3 separate regions of the Mus musculus genome follow, and regions 1 and 3 are each linked to region 2. A link is a loop called in an ENCODE intact Hi-C map of the cell type or tissue named here. Cell type or tissue: left cerebral cortex. All regions are shown on one strand. Links, peaks and the distances in the headings refer to the core of each region. The heading gives the core; the rest is flanking DNA. Region 1 overlaps Camk2n1 (calcium/calmodulin-dependent protein kinase II inhibitor 1). Region 2 has its middle 50 kb from the start of Gm32549. Region 3 overlaps Gm32770 (a long non-coding RNA gene).

Evidence for each region. Hi-C counts contacts between places; a loop is a spot of excess contacts. Peaks named below come from ENCODE experiments on the same cell type or tissue, not always from the same donor. Only the 100,000 strongest peaks of a DNase experiment are listed, where the experiment ranks them.
Region 1: it touches region 2 in a loop (4-fold over the local background); 5 of 42 quality-filtered maps call a loop at or near these places.
Region 3: a loop joins it to region 2, with 4 times the contacts of the local background. A loop is called at or near these places in 3 of 42 quality-filtered maps.

Annotation. Positions count from the first base shown.
Region 1 is chr4:138,457,307-138,467,664 of GRCm38, forward strand. It overlaps Camk2n1 (calcium/calmodulin-dependent protein kinase II inhibitor 1), which reads left to right. Exons shown (of 2, transcript NM_025451.2): 2 at 1-2,820. Among named protein-coding and RNA genes, the nearest start is that of Camk2n1, 7.3 kb to the left of the region's middle. In left cerebral cortex, for the core only: CTCF peaks have their summits at 5,804 and 9,595 (motif pointing right); DNase peaks (open chromatin) are centred at 1,665, 1,898, 2,691, 2,965 and 9 more places; H3K4me3 peaks cover 323 bases; H3K27ac peaks cover 6,693 bases.
Region 2 is chr4:138,541,536-138,551,893 of GRCm38, forward strand. No RefSeq gene overlaps it. Among named protein-coding and RNA genes, the nearest start is that of Gm32549, 50 kb to the left of the region's middle. In left cerebral cortex, for the core only: a CTCF peak has its summit at 5,718 (motif pointing left); DNase peaks (open chromatin) are centred at 1,896, 4,925, 5,714, 6,896 and 1 more place; H3K27ac peaks cover 4,978 bases.
Region 3 is chr4:138,679,300-138,689,657 of GRCm38, forward strand. The region is part of intron 1 of Gm32770 (a long non-coding RNA gene); the gene reads left to right. Among named protein-coding and RNA genes, the nearest start is that of Gm32770, 7.0 kb to the left of the region's middle. In left cerebral cortex, for the core only: no CTCF peak of the experiment used is centred there; DNase peaks (open chromatin) are centred at 1,022, 4,816, 5,476 and 6,713; H3K27ac peaks cover 4,529 bases.

The sequences.
Region 1 (10,358 bases), core at 1,638-9,637, 84 kb before region 2:
CAATGTTTACATAATTTCATCTGTGCACTTGGATGTGACATGCGGTCTAGTCCAGTTTTTTTTTTTTAATGTTGTTTATTCTTGGATGTACAAAAGAAAATTGGGGGCAGGGGAATGACCTCTGTAGATACTGTTGTACTTGGGTCATCTTTGAATGAACCCCATTTTAAAGCAGAAAGTAACTTTTCTACGGACTGATGCTTTGGGAAGGCCCCTTCCTGGTCTTGTTTTCGAGAGACAACTGAAAAGCTTGCGCTTCTTTGTTGCAGTACAGCTCTTTGCCCAGGTTAACACCAACAGTGGGTTTTATATGTCAGAAAGAAGAAGAAGAAAAACAAAGACAAACTTGCTTGAGCTTTTTCTAGCCTCCCTGGGGGCTCTGTTGAGTGAACCCCTCTTTCTTCTTCAATATTGTGTCACTTTATCCATTCTCTTTAATGGACTGTAAAAAAAAAACAAAAACAAACAACAAATGTAATCACAAGAGTGCCAAATATCTTGAACCGCCAAAAGGCATTTTGGTTTCCTTTTGTCCCCTGTGCTCTGAGTCCTGTGTGGGAACACTTGGAGAGTCTTTTCTGTTATTTATAGGGGTTCTCTTAAGGCTCGCCAGCTGCCTGTTTTGCATGGTATTTGCAAAAAAATGCCTCTTGCGTGAGGAATCTTTTACCTTTTTTTTTTTGTTCTTTTAAATTATTTGTTTGCAACTTTGGACCTCAAGAGGTCCCCACCCCTCCCAGTTCCTTCTTTTCTTAATTCTCTATTCTGTATGTTGCACCTTGAACCAGCACACAGGGCTATTTCTCCAGTGTACAATAAAGAACTCTTCCTGTGTCTACTCTTTCGTTAGCCTTGTTTCTCAGGGACTGGAATACAGAGATGGTGGCTTTGGCCTGTAGGATGAAACAGTTTGTGTGCGTTGTTGGGGGGTTATCAGCCAGTGGGCTGGATGGGTCAGGCTATCCCCTAAGAATGGCAGAGTCAGTGGACTTTGAATTTTGCAAATGGCTCCTTCTGGATTCCCTGAGGCTTGCTTGGGCCATCCTGTTGGGTTGGGAGGCCGCCAGTCCTGTGGAGACTGAAGCTGGGAGACTGGACTTGGGTTCAGGTTCTAGCTCTGACTGCCTTACTCTCGGAACTGGAACTTCTGTAAACATCACCTGCCTGATCTGCAGAGACCGATGAACTCAGCTGCTGCCTCTTAGGGTCAAGAAGAGGAGTATCAATCCTCGGCACACCAGAACCTTCCACATTGGGCCGCCGCTAGCATCCACTAAACATCCAACCCGAGACCCAGTTATGGACATACGTGTCTCTACCACTAGAGCCTACTGTTACATGCTTGAGGATGAGTCTGTTCTCTGGGGATGCATGGGGGGGGGGGGAAGTCCCAAAAGTTTCCAAGCACCTGCTGTACCTGCCTCTAATCACCCATTAGGAAAAGTCTGTTGGGCAGGGTGGGGAGGTAGCTCCAGTTCTCTTTAAACTGGAGGCAGTGATGAGGGGTTCAGGTTCTGTAGGGAGAGGACTTGGGAGGAGGGGTTTTGGCTCAAGGAAGAGGTCCTGTGTCCCCACCTCCTTGCCTCCTACCCCTCCCCCAACCCTTGGGATGTTTTGCATGTAGAAACCCCACTGCCTGGAGCTTTTAATGTGTTTGTTTTAAAGCTGTCAGCCAGGGAGTCACAACACAGCTCACAGTGACAGGAGCTTGAGTATGACTCAGACATCAGGTAAGAGTCCCCACGGGGTGGGGTGGGGGGACTGCAGAAGAGGAGCTCCAGGGGGCCCCAGGGAAAGGAGGGCAAATGTCTTATCCCCCTTCTTAAGTCTGACAGCCTCAGCAGGTCCCAGCCTGGGGTTCTTCATCCTGTGGTCATTACTGGGACTGATGGGGGAGCTGGAACTGGCAGTGCCCAGCCTGCGGATGCAAGCGGATGCCAACTTCATTTCCCCAGGCGCACAGTCCTCTTCTTGAATCTGGCTGTCTTCCCTCTTGACCCCAGGCACTCCCTTTTGGACTTGAAGGTCTATAGGCTCCATTAGAGCCAAGAAATGCAATGTACTGCTCCCCTCCCCAGAAGGCCGAGGGGGTTACTGGGGGAAAGGATTAGAGCTAGGGCCTGCTTTTTGTTCAAATAATAATCTGCCGAGAGGGACAGAGGCCAGGCAAGAAGGTAGCTTTAGGGATGTGGTTTCTGGTACTGTAGTCACTGAGTACCATCTCATGTGGTTGTCTCAGCACTTCTAGAAACCCAGTGACATTCACTTACCAGTTACCAAAGAAGCTGAGGTCTCAGGGAAGCAAGAAAGCTTTCCCTGAACACCAGACTCACAACAGCCCAGAAGAATGGGTGGTGTTACCTGGCTGCACAGTAGATAGCGTGTCTCAGAGAGGGTAATTCCTGCCAAGCGCCTCAGTTTGATAGCTGCAGAGGCAGGATTGGAACCCAGAGCCCACCATCTGGGATGAAGATGCAGACAGACTGGCTCTGTTCCGGCTTCAACGGTTGTCCTTCAGCCTTTAAAAGTCCTTGTGTTGGTGTGTCTTCCGCAAGCTCTGCCCATCTCCATCATCCTGCACAACTTGAGACTGCATCAGGGGTCAGAAGGAGGCAGTGTGTGGATGTGGTCAGCCAGCTCCTGGAGCTGCCCCGCGCCCTGGGCCAAGGCTGAAGGTCCATTTTAATAAGTGATGTATTAAAACGTTCCTGCTGGAGGCCACTGGGCAGCAAAGGCAGTGCCTGCCTCAGCCTGGAATGAGTCTGCCTTTCTAGAGACCTCCATTCAGTAGCAAGGAAAATAAATCTCTTAAATATACTATAGTATTGGGTGAGCATTTGTTGAGAAGGTACTTTGGGGACTCTGCAGATAGCAGATATACCATGTGCTGGGTATGTCTGAAGTATCTGGAGAGGGCAGCAATGAATATGGAAAAGGCTATTAAAAGATGGAGGTGGGGGAGGGTGACTCCAAACCTCCAAGCGTGGACCCGGAGCATCCAGGGCTGCGTCCTGCAAACTTAGCTCACTGAATGTTTTCAATAAGCATCCGTATGTATCCCTTGATTCTGCTCCTGTGGCCTACCCAGGCGGATGGGCTGCAGGAATATCAAAGGGATCTTTTCAGGGAGAACTGACAAATTACATTTGAGAACAGAGAAGCTTGAAGAACTCCTGTCTGCCACAGATGGAGGGATGATCCTGGGATGCCCCTGCAGGGAAGACAGCAATTTCTAGGTGTTCAAGGACTGGTGGCAGGTGGATTCAGGACTTAGTTGGTTTAGACTTGAACCCTTTTTCCTAGCTGTGAGTGGGGTGGGGGTGGGGGCATGACTTAAGGTCTTTGGCTTTCTGGTTCTTCTATAAAATAAGGATGGTAAGAAATATCAGGACAGGTTAAATGGGAACTTCTGTCTCCCCAGTATGTGGCCTGATACTCAGATAGGGTATGAGCATCCAGGAAGTACTTCCTATGTGTCAGGCAATGGGTGGCCAAAATCACTGGAGAAGTTCTTATAGTTCAGCATGTTGTGTCTTTAGCGTCTATACTCAAAGACAGACTCTCTTTGGGGGTGGAAAGGGCAGGAGACTACTTGAGGAGATGGGAATGGCTTGAGGGAATCAGTCTTCCTTTCTCGACCTCCATCAGTTTCCCAAGGTTCCTACATAAAGTCGTGTGCTTGCTCCCCAAAGGCAGTGTTTCCGGAAGCCACGCCCCCTCCGTTCCCCCCGCCCCCCGCCCCCCAACCCCCACCAGCACCCAGCCTGCCTGAAGTCTTCCTTCTTTGGATGGGAGCCATGGGGCTGACTTGTCAAGGGGAGGGATCAGCTTAGGCCTCTGCATAGGTCACTTCCTTAGACAAGAAGACCTCAGGCTTCATTTAGTGAGTACTGATTTCGTGCCTGCCTTGTGTTAACCTGGTATAATGAAGAACAAACTAGAGGCTTGTCCTGGGTTCAAAAATAATCGTTCTCCTCCAGGGATGTGAGACTGGGACAGAGGGGTTGTGCTGACAAGGTTTCTGTCAGCTTGACACAAGCTCTCATCATCTGACAGGAGGGAACCTCTGTTGGAAAAAAAAATGTCTCCATAAAATCCAGCTGTAGGCAAGCTCATAGGACATTTTCTTAGTGATGGATGGCGGGGGTGGGGGGGCAGCCCACTGTGGGTGGGGCCCCCCTGGGTTGGTGGTCCTGGGGTCTGTCTATAAGAAAGCAGGCTGAGCAAGCCATGGGGAGCAAGCTAATAAGCAGCATCCCTCCATGGCCTCTGCGTCAGCTCCTGCCTCCAGGTCCCTGCCCTATTTCAGTCCCTGCCTTGGCTTCCCTCAATAGACTGTGACTCAGGGTGTGTAAGACAAAAAAACCCTCTTTCCTCCCCAAGTTGCTTTTTTTGGTTATGGTGTTTCGCTGCAGCGACTGTAACCCTAAGACAGGAGCTTGGAGATTCTAAAGCAACACGCTTCCTTAGTGTTGGCGACAATGGGAACCTGGGTATGGCCTGGCACTCAAACCTGTGACCCACTTTAACATAAAATACCAGTGAGACTCTAGACTAGTTTAAGGTGATCTACAGATGGTGGGCAAGAAGACTCATCAAAGTAAAGGTACTGGCCCAAGAGCCTGAGAACCGGAGTCTGTCTGATTCCCCAGGACCTGCACAGGAAGGAGGAACCAGTTCTCAAAAGCTGTCTTCTGGATCTCACATGTGTGCTGTGGCATGCTTGTGCTCCTACTGTACAACAAAGAAATGTGATGATGATGATGATACCAGACAAGTTGGGAAAACGATGTTAAGTTGACATATATAACCCTGATTCAGTTTCTTCTATTCCTACCATGTGGTGCCATTCTGGCAAATTTTGTCCAACTGAGGAGTCAGTATGGCACCATGGCTGGTAACTAAACCCCACAGCTTATTTAGACTTTATTAGTTTTTATATAAGCCCTTTGTATTCCTGCATTCCACGCTGGAGGGCACGTTACAGTTAGTCAGCCTGCCTCCGCAGGAAGCTCTTGACTGGGTTAGTTTCTTAGACTTGCTTGCTGATGGAGCACTGGAGACCTGTTTTGTACACTGACCCCCCCCCCAAGTCAGTACACCTCCTTACAGTGTTGTGTTTTGTTTTGAGAACGTTCTCACGAAGCACAGGCTGGTTTTTGAACATAGTATGTAGTATGTGCTTTGTACTATGCAGTATGTAGTCCCTGAACTTCTCATCCTCCTGTTGTCACCTCCCAAGGGCTGGGATTACCAGCATGCGCCACAATTTCCAGGTTTTGAAGTCCGAGCATAAAATCTAAGGCCCTGTGCACACTAGGCGGGCACTCTCCCAACCAAGCTGTGTCCTCAACCCCCTTCAGTGAGGGCTGCTGTAATATTTTCCTCCCAGTGGTTGGAGTAGTGTGCTGGGTGGTAAGAACGAGGCAGGGAGTCCCATTCTCCACATCATATCAGAGGCACAGGTGAGAGAGACGATGTTCACGGGCTGCTGTACTGGCCTGGGTCGCTGAGACGGTGGGGGTCCATCAGGGTCAAAGAATTCCCTCCTTTTCTTGTGTGCACACTGCGTCTTCGGGGGAGGGGGGCAATCTCTGTGCAAAGCGCATATTTTAGGGGCAAGAGCACTTCCACGTCTTGAGATCTTCTGCACAGGCCGTCAAGGAAGCCATTGTCCAGTAGTTCCATGTCCAGCAAAGAGAGACAGGCACAAGTTCAGAGAAGCCATGAATTCCAGGCACACCACAGGGCTGGAGAAGACCCAGGATTTGCAAAATCCCCCACAGTGTAGTCAGATGACCGATAGATGGAGCCGTGCAAAAAAGAGAAAGAGAGAGAGGGAAAAAAAAGATTTTTAACAAATTAATAGAAGCGACTTCCTGCGGAGGAACTGTCATCCTGGTTAGAAACTGTGCAGCCTCTAATCTTTTTCTTGGAAACTCAGGCAGCTGCTCTGGTTTACACAATCTGCCTATGGGAGGGAAAGGGAACAGGGAATCAACCGTGCTGTCCTTATTCAACAGCAGAGAAGTCTCCTAAACCATATGCAAAAATAAATCTCAGGCAGTGCCTGTAACCCAGGAAACCTGGCAGCTGGACTGAAGCCTGCTGGGCGGCCTGGGGACAAAGATCTTAGGTCCAAAGACCCAAGCCCCACTGCAGAGGGACCAAGAGTCACAGACAGACAGACAGACAGACAGACAGACAGACAGACAGACAGACAGACGGACAGACATCCCCAGCCTTCCCCTCAAGTGTTCCCGATACACAGATTTGCCTGACCTTGGCACCCCTCATGCTGGAGGGTCTGTCCCTAACTCGGGGCCTGGGGGGACACCCCCAGAGTCTGGAACAGGGTCCTTGACCTAGAGGCAGCTGTTTTGAGGACAAAGGGTCACCAAGAGGGGAGGAAGTCACAGGGAGGACAGGCTGTATTGGGGAGGACCCGGAAGTATGCCCTGGGAAATCCTAAGAGAATAGCTGATGGGAGGGGTGGGCAGTCGATGAGGGGGGAGAAAGCAGACCGCGACAACCCGGATACAGCTAGGGAAAGAAATGCCCTGTGGGACGCAGCTGGGTGGCCAAGGGTTTCAGGAGTTTACCCTGGGAGGGTGTTTTATGAAGGAGATGAACTCAGTGAATTCATTAATTAAGTCCATATTCATTCAACAATTTTTTTTTTCTGGCAGGCAGAGAGGGGGCGGGGCTTGTGCTTGGCACTGGGGAGACAGTGCTTGCTAGAGGGAGGCCCTTTCCGGTCCAGAAACCACAGTGTCTGGTCTGTGACCTTTCAATGACTGAATTTCAAGAGGGTGGGGGTGGGCCCAGGGGAAGTGCAGGCAACCTCTAGGGGAGTCCCAGGGAGATCGCTGCCAGCGCCCAGCTTTTGAGTTTCACAAAGAGATCATGATTTCCTTCCTTTCGGCCAGGGCTGGCTGTGTGACCACCATCCCTAGCAAGTATATTTTGTCTCTCTGGGACTCGTTTCTCTATGTAAAAAATAAAATAAAATAAAATCTTTCCCCTCATTTCTAGTTGTAGACCAGTGGTTGCTCTGTCCTGTCCCCATTTAAATGTCTAAATCTTTTCAGCAATTCTCCTAGGTAGTTATTGTTTACAACCCCATTCTACAGATACAGAACAATGAGGCGCGGAGCAGCAAAGGCACCTGCCTACATTCCCACTGGGACTGAAATCCAGCTAAGTTTGGTCCCTTATGCGCATGGTCCCCGCAACCCCAGTGCACGGAGGGGGTCTCACAACTAGCTTTTTATTATTTGTTTATTTATCTACACGCGAGGCTCCCAGCCCCCGGAGCTCAGGGATAGATTGTGAAGTGTTCATCCTCAAGCGGGTTTGGGGGTGGGGTGGGGGAGGGAAGGCCAAGGCTCTACTAGGCGGTGAACCCTGGACCAGGCCAACCGGTTGCCATGGGGACGGCTGGGCGGAGATGTGGGCCAGGCAAGCAGGTTGCCTGGCCAGGGTAGTTCCGGGGAGCTTCCCTCCCTCAGTGCGGGGAGTGGCACCCGGGACTGTGCTTTCCTGGCAGCCAAGGCCACAAGAATTCTTGGCTCGCAGACAGGAAAGACCACAAGTCCCCTCCAGACGTCTGAGCTTTAGCGACCTGGCCCGATCCTCCGAGCTTGAAGGCTATCTTCAGTTCCTCTGTGTGAATTATTTACTGCATCTGGCGGCCTCCCCGGAGGCCTCCCTGCGGGCCCTCCGCCCTCCTCCCTCCTCCCTCCCTCCCTGCCTGCCCTCCCCCCCCCCCCCCTCGCGCGGTGTGTCTCCACTTTCTGGTTCTAGCAGCCTTTTTCCCTCACTGTCCAAGAAGTTTCCTGGGCTAGGCCCCAAGGGAAGCCCCGGGAAAGCAGCTTTCCCCTGTCTCCTTCATGCCAGAGGCATTGACTGCACCACTTGGCTCCCTATGAAGGCTAGCATCTTATTCTGTGGCATTGGGATGGTAATTCCTGTTCTGGATGCTTCCAGGACTGAATGCTAATCAGATCCCAAACGGTGATGCGGAGGTGTGTGGCCTTTGCATTGTATCGGAGCCTAATGTCACCATTACGTGCCTTTTAATTTCTGACATGCACCACAGCGCTGGGCATTCTGCATGTGTTTTACTCGCTTCGCCTAGCACTTCTACGACCTAAGGCTGCTATAGATTATCTCGACTTCAGTGACCTGAGAAACAGAGGCTTGGAGAAGTTGAGGAACTGTCCCCTGGAAGGAGCCAGAAGTGGAAACAGCTGGACCCGACTCATGATCTCTTCACCTCTATGGGCTTAATCCTGATTCCAAGGTTGCTTTTTCACCTGTGGCTCTTTGCTGCGGGCACCTGGAGTCTGTGTGAGCATTCGAGTTACATTTTGTATGTAACAATGTAACAGATGTCACTGCGCCAGTGAGTTACAATTCTCACAGCTGGCCTCGACACCTGCCCTTAGTGCTCCGAACACAACATCCACACCAGAAAGTCCAAAAGAGCTCCTGCCTTCCTCAAATTGCTATTGGTAGCAGAGAGGAGGTGGCAGTGTCTGAGACAGGAAGCAAAGGACAGACACCTGCTACATTTACATTTAAGACGAAGATAGTGCCTTGAATGATAAGGGCTGGCTGCACAGAAATGGCACTCTAGGGTGGCAGAAGGGCACAGGTAAAGTTTGGGGATCAGTGGGTAAAGGCACTCGTTGTGTGAGCCGGATGAGAAGGTGGGAAGGCAGAACCAATGATGCCCTCTAACCTCCTCTCCTGTGTGTGTACCAATCTGTCTCATGTATAATAAAAAAATAATTTAAGAGAACAGAGGTGGGACTGGAGCTTTTGGGAGGAGCATCCAGGAGCAGAGGACAGAGGCTTGCCTGAGTCAGGGCAGGTCCTTAGGGAAGTGATTGGGAGGAAAGGGGATGAGGGTGGATCACAGATGTTCTGGAGGGGTGAGGATGGATCACAGGAGTTCTAGAGGGATGAGGGTTGATCATAGGGGTTCTGGAAGGGAAAGGGTGGACCTCTGGGGTTCTGGAGAGATGAGGGTGGATCACAGGAGTTCAGGAGGGAAAGACAGTGGGTCACAGGGGTTCTGGAGGAGATGTGGGTGGATCACAGGAGATCTGGAGGGGATGTGGGTGGATCACAGGAGTTCAGGAGGGAAAGACAGTGGGTCACAGGGGTTCTGGAGGAGATGAAGGTGGCTCTCAGGGTTTCTGGAGGGGATGAGGATGGATCACAGAGACTCTCAAATAGAAGCTCAAGGGTTGGTTTGCTGTCCGTTGGTGTGCTATCTCCAGGGTCTCCTGTATCCCAGGGTGACTTTGTACCTATGCTGTAACCAAGCATCACCTTAAACTCCTGGCTCTACTTCCCAAGCACTGATAATTACAGTCACGCCCCACATACCCATTTCACACACTCTGGGGTCAACCCTTTCCGTATGGCTTTCATGTATGTCAGGTATGAACTCTAGCGATGCTATATCCCCCAAACCCTTGAAAGTCCTAGAGCAGTAGTTCTCCGTGGAGGCTGACTTGGACCTTCAGGGGACTTGTCAATGTTTGGAGACACTTCTAATGGCCACTAGGGGACACCGAGAAACATCTCAGTACAGGGACAATGCCCAAAACCAAGAGGCTACCCCCAATCATGTGCTAAACAAGAAATTCTGTCTAGGAGACTTTACAATGGGAATAAGGCCCTTGATCATGCCTGCTCAGACACAGGCTACTGTAACAGGCTGTCACACTTTGTGCAGCTATAACCCAAATGCCCACGTGGTTTCCTTCACCCAGTCTTTATATTTTCAATAGCGAGCCTAGTCTGTCATGGCTGATCCATCTCTCCAGCCCTCCAATTCTTATTCCCAGGGAAGAGTGCCTTGAAAGGTGGGTGTGTAGGGAGTGCCAGGCCCTGAGTTAAGCTGCTCACTTAGGGATCTTTGCAGTGATTCAGTGATGTAAACCCCATGTGACATTCAAGGAAACAGGCACTGTTAGAAGACTCTTGGGGACCTTTGTGCCTTGTTTGCAGCTGTCTGTAGAGCAGTGTCTACGTCCGTGTTTGTAGAAGAGGAAATGGACTTAACTCTGTGATTGCAGGGTTCACAGATCTCCTGTCACTGGGAAGAAATGGAGGCGCAGAGAGGTGGAGGGTCTCCTGGGGAGTCACACAGCAAGGGCCTTCTCCCTTGCTTTCCTACTGAACACCTGGGAGTGCCAGTTTCCTTGGACCATTGGGACCTGGCTCTGCCTCTGCTGCTGGCAGGGCAGGGCTGACAGCCAGAGGGACATTTCTGAGATGCTCAGAGGGTGACAGGGTAAGTCTTCCTGGAGTCCCAGCCAAGCAGGAAAGCGGGGAGCTCA
Region 2 (10,358 bases), core at 986-8,985:
AGTAGACATTTTTTCATGTCTCTCCAGGAAGAGATCGTCACTGTTATCTCTATGCCATTATTGCCACCATTCTTATTGTCATCATGACCTCCTTTTTCTTCTTCTTCTTCCTTCTTCTTCTCCTTCTCCTTCTCCTTCTTCTCCCTTCTCCCTTCTCCCTTCTCCCTTCTCCCTTCTCCCTTCTCCCTTCTCCCTTCTCCCTTCTCCCTTCTCCCTTCTCCCTTCTCTTCCTCCTCCTCCTTCTTCCTTCTTCTTCTTCTTCTTCTTCTTCTTCTTCTTCTTCTTCTTCTTCTTCTTCTTCTTCTTCTTCTTCTTCTTCTTCTCCCTTCTTCTTCTCCCTTCTTCTTCTCCCTTCTCCCTTCTCCTCCTCCTCCTTCTTCTTCCTTCTTCTTCTTCTTCTTCTTCTTCTTCTTCTTCTTCTTCTTCTTCTTCTTCTTCTTCTTCTTCTTCTTCTTCTTCTTCTTCTTCTTCTTCTTCTTCTTCCTCTTCCTCTTCTTCTTCTTCTTCTCCCTTCTTCTTCTCCCTTCTCCCTTCTCCTCCTCCTCCCCATCCCAGCCACAATGAGGGCTACTCTCAGTTATTAGCATGGTGGCCATCTTTACCTGTGATAGGCACAGGGTCTGGTGCCTCATGTGCATACTTATATGGAATCCTCAAAATGACCTTAGAAGCAGATAACTTTTTAGTAGTTTTGCTCTTTCTGTTCGTTTTGTTTACACCGATCTCGCTGTGTACCTCACACTGATCTAGAGCATGCTGTGCCTTAGATTCCTGAATACTGGGGTTACATGAAAACTGGGGTCACAGGCGTGCACCACACACCCAGACATTTTTGTTCTTATTTTACCTATGAGAACGATACTTCCAAGTATGGGTTAAGGTTAGTCTGAAAACAAAGCAGAGCAAAACAAAAACAAAAACTCTCAAACCTATCACCATCATAAGAAAACTTCATGCCAGCAGACACTTACTGCTTAATCTCTTAAGCTATAGTGCCTCCCATTCCTAGGAGCACAGAAATGAGTATGTCTCCTGGCTATAAGGATCCTGACTGCTCTCTGAGGGACATCAGACACACCCACCATCAACTGAACAGCCTAAAGAGGTATGTTTTATAAGAGATATAAAGTGAGGTACCTCAAGGGCCAGGAGAAAGACATCATTTGTGATGGAGGCTCTGTACACACAATTTTGAAAAAAACCAAAACCCCAAAACTATCCCCCAACTTTTGGGACCTAAAAGTCTTCTTGTCTTTGATTGTCCAGAGTCCACTTAGTACAAGGGAAGCCGGGCTAGCTTCACACTCGCAGAACCAGGTGGTCTTGGGGCGTGTACTTCCTGGGCTGACCCATATTGGTTTCTTTTGGGAAAGGGAAACAAGGTGGCTGGATTCTGTGAGGGAAAGATCAGTTGCAGGCAGAGCTGAGTTTTCTTTAGGGTCCTGACAGGCTTGCTGCATTTGCCAAGAGTGGTGGAGGAGGCCCTTGTAGTAAAGACCCTCTTTCCTCATTGGCTGGATTATGTAGTAAACTGCAGTGCTGGAAGGCTGGTCGCCTGTTGTCACCCTTCCCTGCTGCCTCTCAAGGGAACCTCAGGGCATCTGTGTGGGCCAAGGAAGAGGCAAGATTGTCACCAGTCCATCAGGAGTGCACACAATTTCTGGCTAGCCGGATGACCCTTCCCTTTGCCGCGTGAGGGTTTCAAGAACACATCTGGGCCTCCAGGTCAGAAAAAAAAATGGGCCAGCAGTTTCAGCCTGGCCTCTTGCCGAGAGCAGCAGCTGGCCTCCTTCCCCCGAGCTGCGGCAGGCAAGAGGGGGAGCCGAAGGATTGGAAGCTGTTTGGTCTGAGTGTAACTCCCACCTTCTGGCAGGCTCTCAAGAGACTGCAGCACAGCAGCAAGCGTGCCTTTTGAAGGTTTCTGCGATAGGAGACTTAGGTTCTTTGGCTGGGTGACTCACGGCTCAGGTTGTCTTCCAGGAGGCGGCTACATGGCCTAGCTCCAAGAGCTTACACTTGACTGGCGGCTTCTTTGCTCATTTTGACAAATACTTTTTTTGATCTCCTCTGGAAGGATCAGGGCCCTGTGCTGGGAAGGGACCCCTTGGGAGAGGACCACACAGGTGTGGATTCTGCCATCATGGCAGCGAAGGGCAGATCAACTGCACTCCCATGGCCACTGGAGGAAATGTAATTATAGAAAATTTGGGGCCCTCCTCCAAAGAAGCAAGAGCTATGAGAAGACTGAGGTGACCTGGGGTGTCACAATGGTAGTGTTTTTGGACAGTTACCTGGTGTCGGAGGGGCTAAGCTCTATCCTGAGAACGGCTTGCAAGCTTGGTCATTGGAACCCATGTTTTCTCAGTCATTCCTATTGGATGGCTTCCAGGGCCACGCCCCTTCTGTTTACTGACACCCATTTCACCCTTACCCTGGCAGGGAGTGGCGGGGGGGGGGGGGAAATCATTATTTTATGGGTTGGGAAACCGAGGCACAGAAAGGCTGGGTGAGCATTCTGATGATATATCGTTAGTAAATAGTGAGGTGAGGGCTTGAACCCAGATGCGTTGCGAAGGGATGAGAGTTCCCAGTGGATGGAACAGAGGTCACGGAAAATGCCTAGGGACTGGAAGTGGGCAGAGGGTTCACAGAGCCAGACTACGCATGCGGCTGGGCATGGAGCTCTAGGAGCGCAGGATTGCGGCAGGCCATAAGCAGGCGATGTAGAATGTGCATTGAGATTTTCCTTGAGTTAGGATCTTGCCTAAAGGAGCGCTGTAGGGCCAGATCCTGGCTCCATTCTTCCACCTGCGTATACCCAGCTTAGTGTACATGACCTGGCATAGGTAGCATCGGGGCTGTCCAGCTTTCACCTGGTAAATGACTGAATAGGGAAGGCCAGCATCAGCCTGCTGACTTCCTCTATTCCCACTGCCGCTCAGTTCCCAGGGCAGGTGTTGACTCTGTCCCTGGAAGTCCAGCTTGGCCACTCTTGGTGGAGCTGGAACTGTACCTTTCTCTTATGCTTCCTGGATGAGTCTGGTTTTGGCCAGCTGCCTCTAGGCACCCTGGGAAGCCAGTGGCAGTGGCAGCAGGGGGTTAGGGTTCTGTCCTTCAGGCACTTCTGGGGGCACAGCTGGAGCTCATTGCCTCTGGTAGTCTCGTTAGTATCTCTTGGAAGAAAACATCCTGGGCTGGTTCACTGGTCCCTCTCCTGACTTAGGGCTGTAGGCATCAGTTCCTGGGCAAAGTCTTGGCTGTTCTAAACACAGACTGGATCATAGTCAACTTTGAGTTTTGCATGTTCTCCTGGAAATCTGTTGAGAATCAATAATCAATCAATCAATCAATCAGTCAGTCATTACTTAACCAACCAATTAGCTAACCCAGAGAAGAGCAGGAGAAGCAGTCGGGGGAATGATGGGAGGAGATGAATCAGGAGAACCCATGGAGGGAGACTGACAGTGCAGCTGTGGTATAGTGTGTGTGTGTGTGTGTGTGTGTGTGTGTGTGTGTATGTGTGTGTGTGTGTGTGTGTGTGTGAGAGAGAGAGAGAGAGAGAGAGAGAGAGAGAGAGAGAGAGAGAGAGAGAGAGAGAGAGAGAGAGCATGGTACTAGGTAGAGGCTGAGGGAGAAAATGAGGCCCACAGAAGGGATGAGAGAGTTCTCCTCGGGTCAGCTCTGGGAAGCAACAGCACTGAGAGTCTGACTGTGGCTCGCACCCCTTATACCAGTACTTTGGAGAATTCAGAGTTTGAGTATAGTCTGGGGGCTGCTTTCTGGTGAGACTGTCTCAAAAAAGAGAGAAGGAAGGAAGGAAGGGGGCTGCTTTCTGGTGAGACTGTCTCAAAAAAGAGAGAAGGAAGGAAGGAAGGACAGGGAGTCAGGCGGGCAGGCCCTATACTGGCTATTCTTGACGAGTTACAAGAACAATACAGCCTGTAGCTGCTGAGGGAGGGGGGCAGCAAGCTTCCCACTTCTCCCCCATGGTTCAGGGGTTCAGTTGCTCTGAGAACCCCTGAGCTGTTTCTCACCATCGAGGGGCACAATCGATCATGGCTACGAGAGCCACTTGCGTCTAGTTTTGATTCCTGTTATTGCCGTGTACAGGTGGGGTGGTGTTAGGCAGGTGACACATCTCCTCGAGCCTCTGGTCCGCCATCGGTAAAGGTGAAGCACGGGCTGTGCTTCCGACATGATAGGACTGCGCGTTCCACTTGAGATGCTCCAGGCTAACACCTGCTCAACACTTGGTTTCTGCCTGGATGCCTGGTGCCCTCATCTGTCAGAAGGAGGCTGGGCTTGATTCTGCTGGCCTCTGTGAGGTTAGAGAGATGGGATGAGCTTTGTCGTGGTGGGAATGCAGACCAGGGTCCTGGTACCCATCACGGTGCTCAGCAAGGAACAAGAGCAAAAGGAAAACCACTTGAAAGAGTAGGTTGAAAAGAAAAAGGATAACAGGAATAAGTTAGTGAGGAGAGATAAAGGGAGAAGGGCGGGAGCAGGGAAGAGAGGGGAAAATGGGAAGAAAAAGAGAAAGGAAAGACAGAGAGGCGACAGGTGAGGTAAGAAGATGAGGGAGGGAACCTTAGCTCACGTCTTCACGTCGACCCCTACTTCACAGTACCGACACCCCTCAAGTCTGCCTCCTCTCCCCTTCCTGCTCTCTCTCTCTCTCTCTCTCTCTCTCTCTCTCTCTCTCTCTCTCTCTCTCTCTCTCTCTCTCTCTCTCTCTCCCCAACATCACCCCACCAGGCCTTCAGAGCCTCTGGCTCTTACAAAATATTCACTGTTCTCTCGACTGTTCTGCTCTGCGCTGCGACTTAGGTGCCAAGAATGGCGGACTCATCAGAGGTAAAACATGTCTAACACGAGGCACCGTGGGGACTGACTCATCGCAGGATGCTCTTTGCCCCCGTGCTGGGGTGCCGGAGCTGGCTTCGCTGGCTGGGCTGAGTGTGCCCACATGCTCCTGGCTTTTGGCAGAGGGTGGTGGTAGTCCCACCCAGAGGTTCTGACTGCAGCAGAGGCTACATTGGTTTGGAAAATGGAGTGACAGCAGGGGATCAGAGAAGCCTTGGCTGAGGTGGAGGGACACGGCTTCTGGATGCTGAGGGAGGTGAGAGGTGGGCCAGCTGGCAGAGCTCTGGCTCCATTGAGAATTCTGGAGCCACCTATGGGCGGGTCCTCAGGCAAGGTCCAGGGGGTCTGGGGTGGGGAGGATTGGTACAGCTGTTGGGGAGGGAGAGGCAGACATTCCAGGGGAGTCAAGGCTGGCCAGGAAAGATGCACAGAGACATAGAGACAGAGGCATAGAGACAGAGACATAGGGACAGAGGCATAGAGACAGAGACATACAGACAGATGCACAGAGACAGAGACAGAGACATAGAGACAGACACATAGAGACAGATACACACATAGACAGACACACAGGGAGACAGAAACAGATACACCCATAGACAGACATAGACACACAGGGAGACACAGAGACGTACAGAGTGAGACAGACAGACAGACTCCCCCCACAGAAACACACATACGGGGGGGGGGTAACTTTTGTAGACTGAAAGGTAAATGCCAATCTCCAAGGAGTCAACCAACTGCTTTTTACTGCACACCTACTGTGTGCCAGGTCCCTAGGAACCTCAACGTATTCTGTTCTCACACTAGCCTTCTGCCAGAGACATCAGTACTATCCAGCGCCCCCTTCTGGCCTCCATAGGTACTAGCTACACATGTGGTGCACATGTAGCAAAACATCCAAGCGCATACAAATAAATAAAAATCTTAAACGTTCGTTAGAAAGCAGAGTTCAGGGAGGAAAAGTAGTGTTTAAGTCATGTATTTTTTCCCCCAGACAAACATTTATGTTCAGATTTAATTTTTTATAGTTTTGGGATTCCTGGGCATAGATACAGGCTAGGTCAGAGCAGAGCTGCATTGAGGAGGTGGTGGGTGCACAGAGGACTTGGGGTCCTGCCAGTGCATTCCACGGAGGATGGCAGCCTTCACAAAAGGCTGGCTGATGTTCCTGGCTTCTGGCAAAGGGTCATGATCTAAACCGGAGTTTCTGAGATGCCCTGTTGACCCTTTACCTCATGCTCAGAAGGGAGGTAGTTCTGTTGACCCCGCCCCGCCCCATGCTCAGAAGGGAGGTAGTTCTGTTGACCCCGCCCCCGCCCCATGCTCAGAAGGGAGGTAGTTCTGTTGACCCCGCCCCCGCCCCATGCTCAGAAGGAAGGTAGTTCTGTTGACCCCGCCCCATGCTGAGAAGGATGGTAGTTTCCGGAGGCATCACTGTCTCTAAGAACCTGCCTGGCAGTCAGGTCATCTAGTTCCCCCAAATCTCAGCAGGTGTGCCATTTATCAGGTAGGGCCTGCTGAGGCCCAGCAAAGGTGCTGGACGGCTTTCTGAGTTCCTCTGTTTTGAGGGCAACTCCGCTCTTTGCATAATGTCAGTCGCTTTGCACATTTTTTTTTTTTTTGGTTCCAGGTCATATAATTCTATCCCCTGAGCATAAATAATGAACAGCGATTGCTGGTACCGCGGTCGCCATGGCAACATCATCCCAAATTTCATCCTAGAGGGGCTAAGAGAGGCCTGTGGTGAGGGTGGGGGCTGGCCTGGATGGGACTGGAGTCCACTAGGCTTAGGACGTTGGGATTATATTATCCGGATGCCCTTAAGGAAGCCCCGGGGCTCAGCTCAGAGCTGAAGTGTCACCAGTGACTCTCGGCTCTGTCGCTGGGCTGATGCTCCCATATGAAGAGAGGCAGGATCCAGGCTGCTGTTGCTCCTTTTTTAACCTGAAGATATGAGGCAGAGCTGAGTCCTGTGCAGGCTGAGCCATCTGACAGGGGGAGAGCGGCTGCAGAGAAATTGTGTCAGGCTCATTTGAAGTTCCAGGCAGGGAGCAGGAGTGTGGAGGCTGCAAGCGGTGGGTGACGGACGGGTTTGTTCCCAGCCGTCACAGAAAAGTATCTGGCAAGGAGCTGGACTAGAATGGGGACCAGAGGTGGGAGGGGCTAAGACTCCTGTGCTCCTAGGCAGGACCAATCTCTGACCCTGCCCCAGGCATCTCAGAAGAGCTCTGTGCTAACAGGGTCTCACCTGTTGCTAGGAAGGACACCCGTTAGCTGCTCTAGGCTGGGAGGACAAAGCTGGGACAGGAAGTGTCCTGTATGCAGGATGCTGGGGGTGGGTGGGAGGGGGCAGAGGCTCTTTCTATTTTTTTCTCTCCGTTTTTTTAGAGAGGACTCTGTGAATCAGCATGTCTTCTCTTTTCTTTTGCGTTTTGTCTCTTCTTTCTCTCCTCATGCTCCATCTTGATTCTTCCTACCCATGAATGTCTCCCCTCTTCTCCCTCCACTCTTCCTGTGGCCTCCCTCTCTCCTCTCCTTTCTCTTGCCCCCATCAGCTGACCAGATAGATGCACAGCAGTTCTCCCTGTCACGTGCCACAAAGCCAATCTTAATTAAAATTAATTAATTAGTTAAAAAAACCCACAGGGCTCCTTCTACCTCCCAGCCACCATCTGGGCCTACCCCGATTTGTCCATAATCTAAACATCAACCCAAGGGAAAATTACAGGAAAAAAAATTCATTTGCTCAAAATACCCAGAGCTAAGCAGACACGCATTTAGGCCAACACTTCCCACACTGGCTAGTGTTCTCCAAGGCCTGAGTTGGGAGAGGCCACTGAGCTGAGCTGCAGGAGGCACAGACACCGGAACCTGCCTGAGCAGGTTCATATCTCTGTTTTGTAGCACACTGGACATGTGACTCTGGGCAAGTCTTTTGTTATCCTGTGCTTCAGTTTTCCTTCCTGCAAAATGGGAACGGTGATAGTACCTACTTTTTAGGAGAGTGACGGTGCCTAGCCCTTAAGGAAGGTTCACTACATGTTATCTATTCCTACAAATAATCCATGGGAGGAAGATTGGGAACAGTGAATACTTCCTACCCTTATTTATTTATTTATTTATTTATTTATTTATTTATTTATTTATTTATTTATTTATTTATTTAGTCGAGACAGGGTTTCTCTGTATAGCCCTGGTTGTCCTGGAACTCACTTCAGGCTGGCCTCGAACTCAGAAATCCGCCTGCCTCTGTATCCCAAGTGCTGGGATCAAAGGCGTGCGCCACCACCGCCCAGCCGCTTCCTACCCATTTCTTAGAAATAATAAACACACACAGCAGCACATCATAGGGCTCGGAGGTCCTACGGGCAAAGATCCATTTGGCTAAGTTTACCTCAATCCTAAGACTTACTTTGGCTGCAGGTACCCCTGTTTCTTCTTTGTTCACACCTGTCACAGGGCATTCCTGTTGCGGAGGCCATAGTTTGAGATAGTTGTTCATTTGTTTGAGAACCTGGTGCATGAGACCAATGGAGAAAGCAGTTTTGACTCACTAGACGTACTTGGGACCAAATAGACTCTGTGCCAGATTTCCCCTTTCTGACCACAGGGCGCCCACGGAGGTCACAGCTAGGCTCAGAGAAAGGAAACGGGAACGGTGTTCTAAAGGTCACGCTGTCACCTAGAGGGAGACTCAAGAGTGTTCTGTAGTAGCCGGGCGTGGTGGCTCACGCCTTTAATCCCAGCACTTGGGAGGCAGAGGCATTGTGGATTTCTGAGTTCGAGGCCAGCCTGGTCTACAGAGTGAGTTCCAGGACAGCCAGAGCTACACAGAGAAACCCTGTCTCAGAAAAACCAAAAAAAAAAAAAAAAAAAAAAAAAAAAAAAAGAGTGTTCTGTAGGATTTCCAGGCCAAGGCTAACCCACCTTATCACTCTTCTCTCCTTTGTTATTAAATAAACACAATTCCCTCCCTTCCTTCAAGACTTCGGCTCAGAAAGGGATATGAGAAACCCCTACCTTTCCCTGCCTGTTGGTTTACTTTCTAAATAATTGAATTAATTAATTTTTTTTCTGAGATAAGGTCCCATGTCTGCCAGATGGCCTCCAATGCACTGTATAGCTGAAGATGGCTTTGAACTCCTGTCTCTTCCTCTCTGGTACTAGAGTGACAGTGTGTGCCGCCATGCCCAGTTTACGTGGTTCTGAGGATCAAGTCTGACACCTCTTGTGCATAGTAGGCAACCACTGTACCAACAGATCTATGTACCCCGTCCTATTTTTATTTTTTAAGGCCCCCCCTAAGTTGCCAGTGATGGATTGCCCCTACAGCCAAGGCCTTCCCTCTGTCCGTGGTGCTGAAACACCACAGTTCCCTAGGTAGGGGCCTCCAACCCCAGATCTCACTGAAACCGTTATGATAGAATATTCTGGGTCTTTGGAGGAGGGGCATTCCACTTAATAATATGTCTCCAAGACTTCAAGTCTCACACTATGATCAGAATCCTTGGGGTTCAGTGCTTGTCTCTGTATGTTGAAAGATCTTTTAGGGGTTATGGTTTAAAACTCCACTACCTTGATTGGTGTCTGTGCTGCCCATCTCCACCGCCATGGATCACCGTTTGCCAGTGACATTTATTTCATATGAGTGGCTAAAAGCACAGATCTGTGGGCTGTTTCCTTAGTTTTACAATCGCAGTGCCTTATTCACATCCTGGGAACGCTTGGTCCCATGCGTGTGGTCCTCTGAGGCCCGCAGGAGCTAAGGGAGGCAGCCTTGCTCCGTTGCTCTCCTTGGCCTCCAGGCCTAGTGATTGGCAGCTGGAATGTCCTAATTTTTCTCATGCGTTCCTGGTCCCCATTGTGCACCGTGTGTGTTCTAGAAGGTGCTAGGTTGGTATTGATCATATGCTCTTCTTCCCCCTGGGACAAGAGGGAAATACTCTTCCATGGAGAAATTTATAGTGAGCAGTCTACTACTAAGGATACCATAAGATGGGGCCAGCGGGATTCAAGGCCTGGGAGGAATCTGCCCATCTCTAATGCTGCGGAGAGCAGTGGATTTCTTTTACCCATCGGTCCTGTCTCAGCCTATGATTTGATATCCCAGCACAGGTACCTTTGAGGCCATGAGGAAGTATAGAGAAGTGGTTACAGATCCAAGCGTTGGAACCAGGCTGGGTTCAAACTGTGCCTCTGCCTTTTGCTAGCACTGTGCGGTGGATGGAATAGGAATGGCCCCCACAGTTTCAAGTTTTGAATGCTTTATCTATAACTGGTGGAGCTGTTTGGGGAAGGATTAGGAGGTGTTTTTTTGGAGTAGGTGTGCCACTAAGGTTCTAAAAATCCACATCAGGCTCAGGCTTTCTCTTCCTGACTCAGACTTTTGGATGATGTATAAGCTCCCAGCTGCTGCTCCGGCACGGTGCCTGCCCGTGTGCTGCCATGCCCCCACCTTCTGAAACTGTAAGATCCCAAATGAAATGCTTTCT
Region 3 (10,358 bases), core at 891-8,890, 140 kb after region 2:
ATTCTCCCTACTTCCTGACTATGTGGTCATTTAGAGCGTCCATTGCTTGGCCACATCACAGCAGGGTTTTTTACTGTTGCTTTTACATTTAGTTAAAGAGACACCCTGAATCTCTCAGGTGCACGATAAGACCATGAGTTCTTGGGGGTGGTGGAAGGATAGTGTACATTCACAGTAAAAGCTCACTGACTTGAGTTCCAATCCCATTGCTTATTGCCTGTACAAATGAAGTTCTGAGGACCTTGGTGTCTTCAGCTACCAAAGCTTTAAGAATTTTTCTTGGGGCATTTTTATTCATAGTCATGTGATAAGAATCTAATAAGCAAGATTGAAAGTAGCCTCTTGCTCATCCCTTCAGACTTATAATTCCCCAGCCTTAGGCAGTGTTTGTGCTGACACCTCCTGTATACTTCTAGTTGAATGAGTGAGGGTGAACCTGTCATAGCCAGTAAATTATGAATGCAAACTTAAAAGTGTTTTCTTTCATCCAAAACTATATTTTAGAATTCATGGCCTCTAACTCTCAGCCTGATGCTCTGGCTACATTGGGCCATTCTTTGTGTAGTCCTGGCTGTCCTGGAACTTGCTCTATAGACCAGGCTGGCCTTGAACTCACAGAGATCTGCCTGCCTCTGCCTCTGAGTGCTGGGATCAAAGGTGTGTGCCACCACCATCCAGCATACTGTATTTTAAAAGAAATGGATGAGGCATGCTTTCTCTTCTCAGGAAGCTGCGGTCTGTCTGAGAAACGGCAGTTTCCACTTCCTTTCTGCCAATTTGATCCAAGCAAGCCGACCTCTTACATTGCAATTCGCAAAGGTCCGTCCAGTTGATCATTCTGATTTACAGTCTCCTTGGTTAGACATCCGCCCCTGCCTTTAAATGTCCTTTATGTGCCAGAGACTTCAACATTTATATCTAAAGTCTAGACTTCCAAACGTTCAGCCCATATATCTGTCTTTGAATAAATGCGCTTCCTTTACAATGTCTTTAACCCATCTGGAGCAAGCCTCTTTAAGCCTGCTCTACCACCTACAGTGGCCATCTGCATGGAGTGCCTGGAACCAGAGACGCAAGAGTTGTTCTTGTCCCCTGTTTTTCATTCCCTGGGTGTGCTACTTACATCCAGAAAATCACTAGGTCACATATTTGCAGAAGACACCTGGATCACATTCTTAAAGGCTGAGGTCAGGGGGATACAGTCATTAGCTTTCCCAGATGCTCCGGTGACACTCATGGAACTAAACCTGAGTGGATGGCCCAGCCTGGCTTCGTTCATGTATACATCCTAGGACCTGTTACCAGGAGGATGAAATAGGCCAAGAGAGATTAAGGCCAAGTTTAAATTCACCAGACACCCTCCTAGCTCAGCATAGATTCAGTCCCAATCCAACAATGGAGGTGGAGGGACAGCGGGGAGTGGCTTTCCAAATGATGGGATAGTGGCTGGAATTGTTACAGAGGCCTTGGAGGCTGTGCCCCAGAGAAACAAATGCCCATTGCAGGAAGGGAGGCTAGCCTGGCAGTGGGTAGAACAGACTGGAACTGAGAGAGGCCACTGCAGGGCTTGGGGGCTGCCTGAGTCCTGCAGTAGCCTGGGAGGATTGGACTCTGCCACACAGTTCTTCATTACTATCAAAGCTCCCTCAAAGGCCTCTGGCTGCCAACAGGCCTTGTCAGCTCTGGGGAGATACACAAGAAAGGGGAGATGGAACCAAGGTGGTCAAAGTTCTGGAATGCTCAGCTCTCATCTCGCTGTCTGTACATTGGTCATATTTTGTAGCCGAAGAGGAATTCTCATGGCTTCAACTTAGCATCTCTCTTCACCATGCACTTGGGGACAGAGAGGCTGGCAACTGACCTGTCTAGGCTGGTGGTGATTTCATTGGGTTTTGAGTTTGTGTTAGGAGAAAAGGGTTTTTTTTTGTTTTGTTTTGTTTTTTTTTTTTTTTTTTTGTTTTGGTCTTGCAGCCTTTAAATGTGTTCTCATAAAGCAACAACAACAACCCCTCTTCTGAAACAACACAGACAGCTGCTCTAATGCAAGGGCTATAATCTAGCTCTGCTGAGGTTTTAAATAAGTGTTAGCTTTCCTGTGCAGCCCTTACTCTTAGAGTCGCGATGCAGGAGCTTAACAAATAGTGATACTAAGAGGACAGAATCCAGATGAGATTTATTTCCTCTTTTACCTGTAGCCATTTCTTCTGCTGTGATCTTTGGTGAGCGTACGTGTGTGTGTGTGTGTGTGTGTGTGTGTGTGTGTGTGTGTGTGTGTGTGTGTGTGTGTGTGTCCAGGTGCACATGTAGTGTATGTGTGTGGAGATCAGAGGTCAACTTCAGCTATTGCTCATCAGGAGCCTTCCATCTTCTTTTCTGAGGCAGGTTTTTTTTTTTTTTACTGAAACCCAGAGCTTACCAATTTCGCTAGACTGGCTAGCCAATGAGCCCCAGGCCTGCTGGTTAGTTCTCTTTCTTAGCTTGTTAGAAACTTTGCCATCTGAGAAGCAAGAACTTCGAGTGAGAATGCGCCTCCATCAGATTGGCCTGTAGTCAAGTCTGTAGGGACATTTTCTTTATTGATGATTGGGGAGGGAAAACCCAGTCCACTGTGGGTAGTGCCATGCTTAGGCAGATGGTTCTGGGCTGTATAAGGAAGCAGGCCAAGCAAGCCATGGCGAGCAAGCCAGTAAGCAGCGTCCCTCCATGGTCTCTGCTTCAGCTTCTAACTTCTGGTTCCTGTCTTGAGTTCCAGCCCTGTCTTCCTTTCATGATGGACTATGTAAGCTGTAAGGCAAAATAAACCCTTCCCTCCCCAAGTTGCTTTACAGAAAGCCAGTTAGGACAGGAGGGATCTCCCTGTCTCTACCTTGCCAGCACTGGGCCTGTTTTAAACAATGATTTGTGGGGAATCGAACTTAGGCCATCATGCTTGCAAGGTGAGCCCTTAACTTACTCCCCCTCCCCCTCCCCCTTCCTTCCTTCCTTCCTTCCTTCCTTCCTTCCTTCCTTCCTTCCTTCCTTCCTTCCTCTCTCTCTCTCTCTCTCTCTCTCTCTCTCTCTCTCTCTCTCTCTCTCTCTCTCTTTCTTTCTTTTCAATTAATCCTCAGCCCTTTCAAGTCTTTTAAAGAATTCATGGCCTATCTATTAGTTTAATGTGGTTGAGGCAGATGTTGAATACTAACATCTTAAGACTGTAATTGAAAGAGCATCGCTTCTCTAGATCCTTAGGGAAGACTAGACGCAGAGCCCCTGGCCATCAGTAGCATCTGATGGATACGTGGGTGGTAAATTGAATGAGCAGAATCCATCATGCGTCGGAGAGTGGCTTCTGTAAATAGGAAATTAATGTGGCCCCCAGTGAGTCAGATCTGAAATAATGGTGGTTCAACACTGTAGACTCCCACACAGGTATTTAAGGAGGAAGTCAGCCATTCTTAACCCCTTTTCAAAATGTGAGGCACTAGAATGTGACAGGTGGTGACCCTGAAGCATTATCTGTCCCCTTCGGCTCATTTGCATAATGCATGCAGCAGCCAGGACAAATCCACATTTATCAGCTCATGTCCTTGAAAATAAAAGGGGCTGGCTTGTGAGCACTTAAGTGCAATTGTCTCTTTTCCTGTTTCTCAGACACAGAGCCTCCCACCCAGTGCAGGGCTCCCTCCTCTCCAGCTCCAGTGACAATGGGGCCCTGCGTAGAACTGCAGGGGGAACCTCAGGGGGCTTCCCTTCTGCATCCTCCTCACTACCCAATGCCTCCCCAAGCAAACCACACATCTCTCCCAATAGAAGACAGAAGGCTCCTCCAGCACATAGAAGTTTTAACACATTCTCTTTATGATTTTTAAAGAAGTATTTTACCCTACGGTGCCGAGCTGGTTAAAATTTTGTCAATTCGATGCCAGAGGCATCTGGGAAGAGGGAACTTCCATTGAAGAAAGTAGTACCTCCATCAGATTGGCCTGTGGGTAAGTCTGTGGGGGCCTTTTCTTGATTGACCATTGATGTGAGAGGCCCCGCCCACTGTGAGTGGTACCACCCCTGAGCAGGTGGTCCTGGGTTGTATAAAAGAGCAAGCCTAGCAAGCCATGAAAGGCGAGCCAGCAAGCAGCACCCCTCCATGGCTTCTCCTGCCTCTGCCTCCAGGCACCTGCCCTGAGTTCCTGCCCTGACTTTTCTCAGTGATGGGCTACAGGCTGTGAGAAGAGGTAGTCCCTTTCCTGCCCCAAGTTGGTTTTGGTCGTGGTGTTTATCACAGCAACAGAAAGCACTCTGAGACAAGTGCTGATGTAATTGATTGAACAGTGTAAGCTCCCAAAAGGTGGGACCAGAGGCTGAGTTGGGGAACTTGCTGCTTCTGTGGTTCCCCTATGAACACATCCCCTCCCCTCCCCTCCCCTCCCCTCCCCTCCCCTTCCCTCCCCTCCCCTCCCGTCTTCAATCACCTTCTCTCTGAGTTTGTCTTTGTTTTTGGAACCAGATGGCTCTCACTGCAGCCTTGGCCTGACCACACACACACACACACACACACACACACACACACACACACACACACACACACACACACTCACACTCTCTCACACACACATACGCACAGGGTGTGCTTCTTGGTCTCTTTCCCCTCCTTGGCTCTCAGCCCTGTGCTCTCCCACTTGCTCCCAGGTCACAGGTGAGTCATTTCTCCTCTCATTTTCACTAGCCAATTCCCAGGGGAACTCAAATTCCAGTGCTGTTGCAAGTACTGAGAGCTAAGTGTTTGCTGGCTTTATCCCTGTCCCCTGGAAGCAGCTGCTACCACCACCACCACCTCCACCATCACCATCATCACCACCATCACCACCACCTCCACTACCACAGTTATACTGTGCAGCTCTTGAGTACCCTTTGAGAAGATAGACGGCCTTGGTGTCCCTGCCTGGAAGTCCTAAACTAAGGGACAGTCACTTAAGTGCTTGCTGGGGGGTGGGGGGATGTCCTCTCTGCTCTGCCCTATGGGGGGCCACAGTCAACTCAGAGGTGAGTTTGAGCCAGAAAGCCCTGGGTTTGAATGCTGCTCCTGTATTCCCTGGTTGTGCAAAGTGGCTTCGTTCCTGAGGCCACATGGCTGAGTGTGGGGGTCAGCGTTCGAACTGGAGTCCTCGGGGCTGCAAGAGCTCTGTGGTAACCAGCTAAGGTGTGCACAGGCCTGGCGGTTGGAGAACTTAAACCCGGATGTGAGTCTGTGGGAGATTGGAAGCTGAGGGAGTGTGAGACCTGAGTAAGTCAGAACCGTCCTGAGTCACACAAGTGAGAGGCAGGGTGCACAGGGCCACACCGATGCACCAATGTGTGCCTCTGAGATGGAGCCCTTCCCTGGCTTTAGGGACACTAAAGGGACCTCTGAGTCCTGTTACCTGACTCTGTAATGTTGATACCATCGCTCCCGCTGCGCTGCCAGCGCCCCCTCTTATTCACTGCTGATACAGAAGTCCTTAGCACTGAGCCTTGGATGCTTAGTACTGGTAGCTATAGCCAGCGAGAGAGTTTGAACTTGGCCCTGTGAGAGTTTTATTTTAATCAAAGCCAGACAAGGGTTCCACCCCTCCTGCTTTGTACCAATCATGGCAGGTTCTGAAGTTGAGCTCTCACCAATGGGATGAGGCTCAGTCACTAGGGACCAGAGATAAAAGACAAAGAGCCTTCCCTTGCTAGTGAGGTTGATTCTGGTTCTAGTAACCCTCTTTGCAATGCTGGGGAGAGAACGTGCCCTTGTTTTAAATGGCAGTGGCTCTATTAAATGACTTAGCAAATCAGCGCTAAGTGTCTTAATCCTATGTGATGCCTAGCAACCCAACACTCTTCAGATGGTGTTCCACCCCATCCCCCACCCTCAACTGGGCTATACCTGTTGCCTTAAACCTTCCCTCTTCAAGCACCCCAGTACCCAACATCAACAACATCCTTCAGAGGACTTGAAGGAGGACCAGTATGTATTCGAACTTGGTGGTGAGTATGTAAGGTTTTGCACATATTGGAGCTGAGGTCTCTATTCTTATTGCTGGGGGTATTGGTGATTGACAGCTGTCAGTGGATCCCCTCAATGACCCTTTGTCTCAGAGCAGCATAAGTTTAAGGCCATTCCATCTCCAGGCTGCTAGCAGGGTTGGACAAGGCATCCCCATGGCTGCTTGGAAGTGCGGTTTCTCCGGTGCATTTCTGGGACCCCTCTCTGAGTATGATCAAGGGCAAGCTGTTCCATGAACCCTGAACACACAAGTCTCAGGGAATCCGACCTTATTGAAAGTCCCATATTATACTCTGGCATCCCAGCATTTGATGCCTGAACGTGAGCCTGCTCACAGAAGATGGCAGGGAAGGGTCCGGAAGCCACATGGCTATCGGAATACTATACGTGTCTGTGTCATTTACAGCTGTGTGATGTTTCATACTAATCTTGAGATCTCTGCTTCCTTATTTGGAATAGAAGTGTAATACTATAGACGGTGCTGATGGAGGTGACTTCCATCATGTCCTGCGATAGACTCTGGCATACTGCACCAGGCAGCGGTGCTTGTGGGTCAGGAGTAGCAGCTGCTTAGCACTTCTCTGTTTCCCAGTTTTCTTGGACTCCGTGAAATCACACTCTCTTGATGCACCCACTTTTTTCCCCACACGTATTCTCTGTTCCATTGGCTCCTCTTCCCACTCCACCCCCTAAATTTAGACCTTCTCCAGGCTGTGCTCTTTTCTCTTCACTGTCCCCCAACAACTCCCCTCCCCAGGATCCTCCACACCGGCACCCAGCAGCCTACCTGCTCCCTGGGGCCAGCGGGTAGCCCTGGTGGGTTAGTGTGTGTGGGAAAAGTGATGTAGCTCCCAAATGGATGAGCCCACTTTGTCATTTGCATAAACACCCATAGCATTTCCCTTTTGGGCTGCTGCAAAAGCCAGCCTGTGGAAGCTTTGAGAGTGTGCCAGCAATCTCATGGCAACCCTTGCCCTTGAGTAAGGGCACTGGGCAGCCCCTGAGCAGTGTGGCTGTCTGTCAAGGCTGATAATGGAGAGAATGTAAGAGGAGGCAGAGAGGTGGCAGCCACTGTTGAGGCACTGTGTGTGACAAGAGGCAGGTGAAGGGATGCTGGGGACATCCCGGAACAGTGAGCAGAGAATGTCATTGCTCTCGGGGGTTTTGTGTCAATTCTGCTAAAGACCTTAGATGTCAGGTGCTGACATCTGTACCCTAGAGCTCCAGGAAGGCACAGAATCTGTGGAAATGATGGGTGAAAATGGTTATTAGCCAGCGCCTGTTGCTATAACAAATTGTCTGAGATAATCAACAAAGAAAGCTTGGTTTTGTCTCCTGGTTTCAGAGGGGTCAGCCTGTGGTCATATGACCCCATTTCTTCTGGTTGTGGCATAGCAGCCCCTCATGTTGACAGCATTTGGCTTGAATGCCTGTTCATCTTATGGAGTCCTCAATGACTTGTGACTTGGTTTCCTTCCAGAAGGACCCATCTACCAAAGGTTTCACCTCCTGCTGTCTTTGCCACAGGCTGGCCCAAAGACCAAGGCTTTTTTTTTTTTTTTTTTGGTGTGGGGGGACATACCTCCAATTTGATGTGTAGCAGAATATGACTTTGAACTTCTGAACCTCCTGCCTCTACCACCTGAGTGCTGGGGTTACAGGTGTGGACCACCTTGCCTGGTTTACACAGTGTTGGGAATTCAGCCCAGGGTTTTCTATACAATAGACAAGAGCCCTTCCTGATGAGCCACATCCCCAGCCCAGGACTAAGCTTTCAAAATAAAGACCTTTGGGTGGCGTTGACGATGATTACAATGGGTCCAGAACTGCAGCTGAACAGGGCCGAGTTGTGGTGCTGTGTCCTGGAACACAGTAGGGCAGAGTGTCTATAATTAATGGTAATTTACTGCATTTCTCAAAATATCTAGAAGAGAGGCTTTGATTGTTTACAACACAAAGAAATGATGTATGTTTGAGGAGAGAGCTGTGCTAATTATCTCCATTCGACCATCACACACTGCACAATGGCACGGGGACACCATGCTGTACCTCTTAAATAGGTACACATGTTATGTATTTATTTTTAAATGAATTTGGATTGTGTTGATCTATAAAGAACCAGTGGGAAAAAGGAGGTTCTGTCTTTAGAGGCTAAAGAGTTAAAAACACAACTGAAGGAGAAAAGGGAAGGGAAGGGGAGAAGGAAAAAAAGGGGAGGGGGAGAGAGAGGAGGAGAAGAGGGGACAGGAGGGGAGGGAGAGGGGAAGGGGGCAGAGAAGAGAGGAGATGAGGGGAGGAGGAGAAGAGAGAGGGAAGGAAAAGATGCATGAGGGGAGAGGGAAGGGGATTGGGAAGAGGAAGGAGAGGAGGAGGGTCAGAAAAGAGAGGAGGGGAGGGGAGGGGAGGAAGAGGAGGAGGGGACAGAGAAGAGAGGAGAGGAGGGGGTTAGGGGAAGGGAGGGGGAAGGAAAAGATGCTTCAGAGAATGGAGAAGAAAAGAGTGGAGGGAAGGGGAGGGAGAGGAGGAGAGGGCAGAGAAGAGAGGAGAGGTGAAGAGGGAGGGGAGGGGAGGGGAAGAAGAAGGGAGGGGAGGGGAAAGTAAGATCTATTAGTCCTTCCTGCTCTCCTAGCACTTGGAGAACATTTCCTCTTTAGTTGTCATAAAGCCCCTACAAGGACACACATATTTGTAGTTTTACAGATAAGAGAACAGAATTTTTCCCTAAATCTTAGTAGGGTGTTTTATTTAGGGTTTTACTGCTGTGAACATACCATGACCAAGGCAACTCTTATAAGGACAACATTTAATTGGTGCTGGCTTACAGGTTCAGAGGTTCAGTCCATTATGATCGAGACAGGAACATGGCAGTATCTAAGCAGACATGGTACAGGAGGAGCTGAGAGTTTTACATCTTCATCTGAAGGCTGCTAGGAGAATACTGGCTTCCAGGCAGGTAGGGTGAGTCTTAAAGCCCACACCCACAGTAACACACCTACTCCAACAAGTCCACACCTCCCTGGGCCAAGCTTATACAAACCATGACAAAGGGTCTACCCCAAAGCCTGCAGTCTTCAACCTACCTCACCCCACTAGAGGAGCTGGTAGACGGGTGGGACATTCCAGTACCATAACTTCTCTTTTGGGGTTAGGGCATGGGCACATATGACTCCTGTGGGAGTCAGAGGACATTTCCCAGAGTTGGTTCTTTCCTTCCACCATGTGGACGTCAGGGACAGAACTTGAGCCATCTGGCTTAGAGGCTAGCACCATCCCCTCCCACCAGCCCCAGCTAATCTGTAACCAACCTAAGTTTCTATTCTCACAAGACGAAACCAACAAGGTGTGCCAAATGGCCGTGTTGATTTGTTTATAACACAGGCCAATGAAAATGTCAGAATGAATTCACACCCTGCCCCATCTCTCTAATTCTTTCTCCCTGTGCACACATACACAGAGAGAGAGAGACAGAGACAGAGAGAGAGACAGACAGAGAAACAGAAACAGACAGACAGGCAGGCAGACAGACAGACAGACAGACAGACAGAGACAGGGTTAATTAAGACAACCTCATTTTAACTTATGGTTCTATCCATTATGCGCCCAAACTCCCATTTGGCTTTCTCCCTTTACTCTGGTCTGCTGGTTCCATGTGTCCCTATCTAGGGTTTGTTCGTAAGTGGTTGAAACGTTTGCATCAGAAACAACCTGTTTGAAAGACTCCTCTGTGGAAACCCACTTGTGTGAAAGAGAAAAAAAGTCCAAAACCTTCCCACATCTAAGAACCGTGTTTAAATGTCCTGCCTTGGGGACCTCAGACCTTCCCACCCCACTGGCACTTTCACTTCCCAGTTCACGCCCTTCTTAGGTTCTGATGATAAAACACTTAATTAGGGTGTTAATTAGAACACAATTGGGTTGCTAATGCAGCAGCTGACAGCCCAGATCAATTAAAAGAGAGAAAAAAGCCGCCTTGGCCTTTTGTTTGCGCCTTGGACAGGAGATGACATTTTCTTTTTAATTGCTCTGAAATGGGCTTTGCTGAACAAATCAGAGGCTGTCATTCATGCTTGGTTCCTGGTCACACTGTCTGAGCCAGGCTCTGCACAGAAGGATGCTGCCAGGCTCTGCACAGAAGGATGCTGCCAGGTTCTGCACAGAAGGATGCAGGCTCTGCAGCAGAAGGATGCAGCCAGGCTCTGCAGCAGAAGGATGCTGCCTTTTTTTTTTCTGCTATGCTTGGTGCTTGTTAAGGACATTGCCCAACCCACTGGTCCCATTTCATGAGCATTGAGCAGGGAAATTACAGCTTATAAATGCTCCTGGAGATGAATTATTTAACTGGTCTCTCTCTCTC